Linked DNA regions of Homo sapiens: region 1 is linked to region 2. The links are chromatin contacts, found by Hi-C or POLR2A ChIA-PET in ENCODE. All regions are on one chromosome and are shown on one strand. Each heading gives the region's core, a stretch centred on a gene start or an enhancer-like site at or near the end of the contact. The rest is flanking DNA. Distances are from core to core; before and after follow the strand shown.

The links. Hi-C counts contacts between places; a loop is a spot of excess contacts on that map. ChIA-PET counts read pairs that join two places held with the same protein, here RNA polymerase II (POLR2A).
Region 1: a loop to region 2 is called in a map of natural killer cell, with 4 times the contacts of the local background. The contact joins two enhancer-like sites. A Hi-C loop is called at or near these places in 1 of 168 maps with a recorded cell type or tissue (natural killer cell). POLR2A ChIA-PET finds 5 or more read pairs at or near these places in 3 of 52 experiments (H1, OCI-LY7 and activated CD4-positive, alpha-beta T cell).

The regions. Positions count from the first base shown.
Region 1 is chr1:221,824,726-221,829,250 of GRCh38, forward strand. It overlaps LINC01655 (long intergenic non-protein coding RNA 1655), which reads right to left. Exons shown (of 4, transcript NR_125989.1): 4 at 2,941-3,031. Among named protein-coding and RNA genes, the nearest start is that of LINC01655, 14 kb to the right of the region's middle. Within about 2 kb of position 2,211, at least 8 of the 41 ENCODE cell types and tissues checked have a DNase peak (open chromatin) inside an H3K27ac peak, as active enhancers do; they include natural killer cell, where a contact is called at or near this core.
Region 2 is chr1:221,520,446-221,524,367 of GRCh38, forward strand. No RefSeq gene overlaps it. Among named protein-coding and RNA genes, the nearest start is that of LINC02817, 190 kb to the left of the region's middle. Within about 2 kb of position 1,431, at least 2 of the 41 ENCODE cell types and tissues checked have a DNase peak (open chromatin) inside an H3K27ac peak, as active enhancers do; they include natural killer cell, where a contact is called at or near this core.

The DNA.
Region 1 (4,525 bases), core at 961-3,460, 310 kb after region 2:
TCCACCTTGTAGGGAAGACTTGGCTCTCTATAATTCTGAGTGGGAGGTCAGAAACCCAGCTATATTCTCTAGTCTTCTAATTGTTACAGAAAGTCAAACAGAACTAATGTTGCAATCCTCATTTAACAATATGTGTATCTTTTATCAACCAGAATCCTCAAGGAGAAGCAAGGTGGGCATTAGGATCTGGGACCAGCCCTCCTCCCCAGCAACTCCCTCACTCTCAATTCCCAAGAAGTTCTGAGGCTGACACTTTCCCATACATTCTTCTCTTGTGCCAGGATTTATCAGGAGGTGTGGAGGTTTGTTGGGAGCAGGACAGTGTAGGCAGGAAAGGGACTGAGACTTGGCACTAGACATGCCCTTCAGAGTGGGACAGGCCAAGCTAACAGGAGAGGTTGGAGAAGGCACAGGTGCAAGGAGTTCAGCCTTCCACATAGCGATTCAGCTAAGTAGCTGGCACCAGGTGCTCCAAGTGGAATTGCAAATTATGCCAAAACATGAGCAGGGCCCACTGAAAATTGGGGGCAGGTAATTTTTGGAATTCAGGGCAGGGTGCCAGCCTCTGGCAGATTTGTTCCCCAGAAATCCAGACCCCAACACTAAACTAAGATACAGAGCTAAAGACTCCCCTGATCTTAACCTCAGATAAGGAGAGAGGTACTGATATGGACAAGAGACAGGGAAATACTGGGTAGAAGAAGGCAGTTCCCTGGCAAAGGCCCCACCCTCAAGCCTGGAAACCCATGGCCCTAAATAGAAACAGGCATTTCTCTTTTTGCACCCAAATGTTGCCTTCTGGCCCACCATGCCCCACTATCTCATACCCATATAAACCCCAAATCCCATGCTCCACAAGTAGATGAGCAGAGGCAGAAAAGTGGGCCTGGCAGAGAAGGAGAGAAAAGAAGGAATATCTGAACATCAAGAGGAGTTCATCTGGGGATGGTTGGAGAGGAGACTGGCTGCAGGACAGCCAAACTCCAGGTGAAGATCATTCTTCCTACTTCATCCCCTCTTCAGCTCCCCATCCCTCCAGCTGAGAGCCATCTCCATCTGACAACAAAGTCCCCTGCATTTGCCAACCTTCAATTCGTCCATGTGACCTAATTCGTCCTGGATACTGAACAAGGACTCAGGTACCAAGAGGGCACTGAGCTGGTTAACACTTAAGCCATCTGCAGACAGCAGAGCTAAAAGAGCACTGTAACACACCCACCTGGGCTTTGGGAGTTGCAGGCACCCACCCCTAGATGCTACCATGGAGCCTGAGCCCAAAAGTGCTTGTCCTGGCTCTTGCACCTGCCCGTCTGCATGCTCCCACTCCTATAAGGGAGGTAAGGCAGCTGAACAGACAAGCCACACCCCTGTTGCATGTTCTGTGAGGGGGGTCAGGGAACTCTCCCATTTCAGGAAAATCAAGAGCAAGACAAGATGGTTGAACCAAGGATGAGATGAGAACCAAGGTCGAAAAGTGCAACTCATGGCTGGGCGCGGTGGCTCATGCCTGTAATCCCAGCACTTTGGGAGGCCGAGGTGGGTGGATCACGAGGTCAAGAGTTCGAGACCAGACTGACCAACATGGTGAAACCCTGTCTCTACTAAAAATACAAAAATTAGCTGAGCATGGTGGTGCACGTCTGTAATCCCAGCTACTCAGGAGGCTGAGGCAGGAGAATCGCTTCAACCTGGGAGGCAGAGGTTGCAGTGAGCCGAGATGGCGCCATTGCACTCAAGCCTGGGTGACAGAGTGAAACTCCATTTTGAAGGAAAGAAAGAAAGAAGAAAGAAAGAGAAAGAAAGAAAAGAAAGAAAGAAAGAAAGAAAGGAAGAAAGAAAGAAAGAAGGAAGGAAGGAAGGAAAAAGGAAAAGAAAGAAAGAGAGAGAGAGAAAGAAAGAGAAAGAAAGAAAGAAGGAAAGAAAGAAAGAAAGAAAGAAAGAAAGAAAGAAAGAAAGAAAGAAAGAAAGAAAGAAAGAAAGAAAGAAAAGAGAGGGAGGGAGGGAGGAAGGAAGAAAGAGAGAAAGAAAGAAGGAAAAGTGCAACACTCTTCAGTGTTTCCCAGGAAGAAGTTTGGGTATAGGAGTTTTGTAATTACAGTGGGAATGTTATTCGACTAGAGAGTTGCAACCCAGGGGTGGGGGCGGAAGCCCACTGAGGACCCCTAGGCCAAATCAAGAGTGAGGGTGACTCAGGTGACACACAGGGAGCCCAGTGGTCAGCTGGTTCAACCTAATCTGGAGAATGACTCAACACCAGGATGCCACTGCTGTTGGGGGAGGAGGAGGAAGTGCTAAACCCGCTTCAATATTTCCTGTCTTAAGCCCACATTGTTCTGGGGATTGAGATCTGAAGTTGAGGGGTTGGGGGTCAGTGAATCTGGCTATAGACATTGTAGATCTGCAGATGGAGGGCATGAAACAGGCTGAAACTGCTGCAATATGTACTCACCCTGAGGGCCTGAGGACCTAGATGATCATCTTAATTTAGATTGCTCCTTGGCCCACACAGACATGATAGTGCCTGCAGACAGTGGCTCTGGCACTGGCACCCATGGTAGCAGTTGGCCTCATTGTGATGGGAAAGCCTCCAGCTCCCTCCAAGATGCAGTTAGGGTTTCTGGTCTCATTCTTGGAAGAGTTTTGTTGGATGAATTAAACTGGAATCATCTTCCTTTCCCAGGAAACTGTTGTCTCTTTTGTCTGCTCTGCCTCTGGGTGAAATCTGTAGTCCTTACTTGCTGCTATTTTCTACCATCCTAATAATAGCTCATTGTTAGGCAGACATGACGCAAATACATTTCTCACTATCTTGGGAGATTTGGGGGGGGGGTCTTACCTTCTTATTTAAGTTCTTTGTTTAATTATTTAATTCTTTTCTTTTCTTTTTTTTTTTTTTTTAGTTTGTTCTCTTTGTTTGCCCTTAGTTGGTAAAGAAGACAAGTTGTTGATGAAGGAAACTGGCAAAATATCAGTACATCTTGAGTTCTTTGGTGATCTGCCTTTTCCAGAATCTTCTGATCTGTCCCTACACCTGCACAAAAAGTGCTTCATGCAATGAAACAGTCCTTACTGGGTGTCATAAGTGAGCTTACTAAATTTGGTGTGTGCCATCAATAACCCCTCACCTTTCCATTTGGGGTAGCATCTACCATCACCTCTTTTTTTTTTTTTTTAACTATCTTGTCTTGCCCTAGAACAGGTAGGAACATCTTATATTCAACAGTTTATCTTCATAGGTGCAGAACAAAGACAGAGATAGAAGTCATCCCTCTGCTCACCTGAGACAAATGCATATTTGACTTGCATTCAGAATCAGGCACATCCACCCCTGACCCTCTGCTGGGAGCATTTTTTATTTAAGATGTTTTTGGTTCATCTCTTGAACCTCCTCTCTACCTCCATTTATCCCTGAGTCCCACTCATACCCCTCTTCTTTATTACTCCCTAGAAAGGAAGTAGAAAGGCAAAAGACTTTTGTCACTGAGTCACTGAAAGAAAGAAACTTGATAATCTGGGAATTGAGGGAAGCCAAGGAAACACATCCTCAACCCTTAAGGTGAAGCTCCCAGTAGTCACCATTCCAAGAATGTGGGACCTCAAACTCAAGCACCTTTCTTGAGATAGAGTTAATAATGAAATCTGTGATTGGGAATGCATGTGTTTCTTTGTCTATCTCAACATTTTTTCAAGACCATTTTTGTAGCCATCCACAGCTGTTTTGCAGGTACAAAGAAAGGGGTCCTACTTCCCAGGCTATGGCTGTGAAAAGAAGATAAAATTTCAGGACCCCAAACTCACTATGCCAAAGGGGAAAAAAAAAGCTTGAGTCACCCAAAACTGCCTTTCATTTTGTTCCTAAATAGATAGCTACAAAGGTAGAAGGTTACAGGCCTCCCCAGGGGCCCTCCCTCACAATTCACTCACAAGAAAATTCTCTGTGCACCCCAAGATCTTTACCCTAAAACAGAGTTCTGTTGAATTTCACCCTGATAATGTAAATCAACAGCTTATCTTCATAGGTACAGAACAAAGACAGGATTAGAAGTCATCCCTCTGCTCACCTGAGACAAATACATATTTGAATGCTTCCTTTACTCTATGTTTACTTTATTTTACCTAAAAATGCAGATTCATTGAGCTGGAGCCAATGCATAGTTGACTATTCCTCTGTCCCCTCTTTTCACATTTAAAATGTGGATTCAGTGAACACGGATCTAGCTTCAAAAGAATGCCATTGCTTGCCTCTTTTATGTATTCTTCCCTTTTTATTTTTTCTTTCCTCTTTCCCCAACTGCTTACTCTTTCCCCTTTAAACGTTGAAGACCCCAAACCCTCTTTGGAAAAAGCACAAATCACAGGTGTTCCTTTTTCCTGGGTGCGTCCTCAACCTTGGCAGAATAAATCTCTAGATTGATTGAGTCACCTCAGCCATTTTCTTTGGTTTCACATGGCCAAAGCCTACCTTCCCTCTGTGGCCTTCCTTTGGTCATTAAGGATATTCTTTCTGCCATCAGGTAGGCAGGTG
Region 2 (3,922 bases), core at 181-2,680:
CCTCCTTTCTTCTTTCCTCCTTCCTTCCTTTCTTCTTCCTTCTTTCCTTCCTTCCTTCATCCCTTCCTTCCTTCTTTCTTCCCTAAAGCTCCTGCATTTACTTATTACCTGAGCAACTCCTGTAGGTCTTAAGATCCCAGAGGCAAAAGTATCCTAACATAGACTTACAGAGAAACAGCCACAGAAGTAGGTTTTTATCACCAGAGTGCTGCCGAATTCAACAGGAGCATCTGTGGAAAAGTAGAACAAGGTTTATTATTTTCAGAAGACTGGAGTTTGAACCCAAGCTTGCCACTTAGCAACATTTTGGCCTTGGGCTAGTTATAATCTTTCTGAACCATGCTGTTCATACCGTACACTCACTCCCTGACCGTGATCAATCTAATCATTAATAGATACTGCTGTAATGAATTTTTATACTTTCTACAAAATATCTCACTTGTCAGAACCCACCCATATCAGTCAGTTATTGTCACAGTAATGCTGTATAAGAAATATCTCAAAAGTCAATGGCTTAAAATAAACCATCTTTTATACTAACTCATGTAATTTTGGGTCAGCTCCAGGTTGAGTAATCCAGCCTAGTCTCTGTTGAGCTTGACTCCAATTTTCAGTTTGAGTTCAGGCCTTCTCCATGTGTGTCTCATTCTCTTTGGACCATAACTAGCTATGGCATGCTGTTCTCATTGTCTTCATCTGTAACTTGGGTGCATAAATGCCTGCTCTGGTTGTTCATTCCACAAAGTCTGGGTTCTTTCTATGTGCCCAGTACTGTGCTACACACTAGAGACACAACTCTGTTCCTGGTCCCAGGGAGTGGAAAGAGAAACACTGAACATATAAGCATGGTTAGGGTCATGAAGAAAAAGTGTAGCACATGGCAGAATCAGGAAATAGGAAGTCCTTACTTATTCTGGAGAGTCTCCTCAAGGAAATACTGTTTATACTGTTTGAGCTGAGATAGGAAAAACAAGCGTTCAATTATTAGATATTGGGATATCAGGAAGATTCCAGGCCTAGGGAAGAGGGTGTGTGAAAGGCATGGCGGGGAAGACAACAGTGCATGTTATTTACAATATAGTATTGTGAGACAATTTTTAAAAACTGCATTTGGCAGAGCTGTATCAACTGCTATGGACATTTGCCAAGGACCATCAGGCCCTCTATGGAGCCATGAAAGAGACCCTAAAGAGACTTCATTCACCTAAATGCATGTGTATCCTCTAAGCTAACACTGCTTAGTGTTTGCAAGGCTTATTTCTGGATTAAAGAGGTAATCAAAGTCTGGATATAGTGGGAATAAAACTCTGATCCTTGCCTAGATTTGATATCCTGGTCAGTGGAAGGCCACATGGAGGGTATGAGTCAATGTATCAGCTGTTTTATGTGTTAGTGATGGTTTCATTTTGTAGCAAGATGGGGCTATTTTCCCCTTAAGTTCACAGTTTCTCTTGCGAGGTGTGGCAGCGCTTCCTGTTGTACAAGACAGATGTTGCCCTGGTGTTACATGAATCATCGTATCTCCCTCATTTAATTTAAAGAAAGCCAATTTTTAGTGATTGAGGTAGAAAGGAAGACCCATTTATTAGTGATGGCACCCACTGACCAATGTTCTAAGCCAGATACAACCTTCCAGCTCATGTCAATCAGGAGGAGTGCCCTGTCTGCTCAGGCACACACACAAAGTTGGGGGTAGTCTTTGTCCTCCATCTTTGTGGTTGTTAGACCCTGAGCCCAGTCTCCCAGCCCCCTTCACTGCATCTCCGTGGGTCTTTGTATTAGTGCATTCTTACATTGCTATAAAGAAATACCTGAGACTGGACAATGTATAAAGAGAAGAGATTTAATTGGCTCACAGTTCTTCAGGCTGCACAGAAAGCATGATGCTGGCATCTGCTCGGCTTCTGGGGAGGCCTCAGGAAACTTAAATTTATGGCAGAAGGCAAAGGAGGAGCAGATACAACTTACATGGCAGGAGCAGGGGCGAGAGAGAGAGAGAGAGAGATGGAGGAGGTGCCACACACTTTTAAACAACCAGATCTCATGAGAACTCACTCAGTAACCTGAGGACAGTACCAAGGGAGATGTTGCTAAACCATTCATGAAAAACCACCCCTATGAGCCAATCACCTCCCACCAAGCCCTGCTTCCAACATTGAGGGTTACAATTCAACATGAGATTTGTTGGTGACACAGATCCAAACCGTATCAGTCTTGTGGATTATTTTTCATGGCCTCCTGAGCATCGGCTTGAGAGAGGTAGAATGAGCTCATCTTTGCTCAAAGCCATGCTAGAATTACAGGCACAATTTCTGGAAATTATGCAACCAGTATTTTTTTCTAGTTCTGTGATCTCCAAGAAAAGGCTATAGGTTTCTAGTACAGGAATTGGCAAACATTTCCTTTTTTGTAAAGGTCTGATGTTTTAGGCTTTACAAGCCACTTGTGGTCACTACCACATATTCTTTGTTTGGTTATGTTACAACTCTTTAAAAATGTAAAAATATTTTTTAGTCTAGCTGTAAAGAAACTGGCTACAGGCTGGATTTGGCTCATGGGCTGCGATTTCCCATCCCAGGATCTAGGGCAAAGCTGGACCAGAGCCAGGTAGCCCAACCTGATGAGCTGCCTCTTCCCTTACACTCTTCGGCATTAATAATTGTCAAATAGATGTTTTATGTCTAACAGGGTCCATTTACATTGCAGTTTACGTAAGATAATGGGGTCATTTCTAAGACTTGTTTTTACTCTGCTTGCAAGCTAATAAGTTAGACTGCCACAGTTTCATGAGACATGGTTGAATTCACAAAACTCCTGGCTCAGAGAAGAAGAACAGATTATTCGTTGCAACAGCAGTGGACAGATTGTACAGATTACAAGCTTGTTGTGATGGTTCCTCAAGCTCTGGTTCCCACAAGGTGAGGCCCAGAGAGCCAGATGATGTCTGCCTATGTAGTGGGTTACATTACAGAAGAAAAATATTGAGTTTATTAAAAAGAATCTTTCATAATGGGCAATAAGCACATTTACCTTTTGTAGCAGTGGGACAGACTATCTCTCCCATCCCAGGCTATAGCAAATCTGTTCTTTTTTCTTGAGGAAAATACTACCTCCATCTTCCAAGGCTGTTACAAATATCCTTGAAAAGATAGTCCAGGGGGGAAAAAGGTAGTTGGAGCCTTACTTGTACTACATGTAGAAATATAAGACATCCATGGAAAATTGTCTTTCAATAGACAACTGGTATCTGCTTATATTAATGTGACAGTCCATCCATTTTGGAGAAATAAAACATCAAGTAACCCATTTCTGGTGTAAGTGATCTTTTCCTAGTGCCCTGTACTTATGATGTCATCTAAGAACAGATCTAAGATCCAATCTTAAGATTATATAGTTCCATGATAGCTAATCACTTTGATACAGGGATTTTGGCTCCAGGACAAAGAAAAGGAACAACAGCAGCTGGGCGCAGTGGCTCACACCTGTAATCCTGGCACTTTGAGAGGCCGAAGCGGGTGGATCACCTGAGGTCAGGAATTCAAGATCAGCCTGACCAACATGGAGAAACCCCATCTCTACTAAAAATACAAAATTAGCCAGGGTGGTGGTGCATCCCTGTAATCCCAGCTACCCGGGAGGCTGAGGCAGGAGAATTAATTGAACCCGGGAGGCGGAGCTCGTGGTGAGCCGAGATTGCGCCATTGCACTCCAGCCTGGGCAAAAAGAGCGAAACTCCATCTCAAAGAAAGAAAGAAAGAAAGAAAGAAAGAAAGAAAGAAAGAAAGAAAGAGAGAGAGAGAGAGAGAGAGAGAGAGAGAGAGAGAGAGAGAGAGAGAGAGAGAGAGAGAAAGAAAGAAAGAAAGAAAGAAAGAAAGAAAGAAAGAAAGAAAGAGAAAAGGAACAACAACAACAAAACAGCATG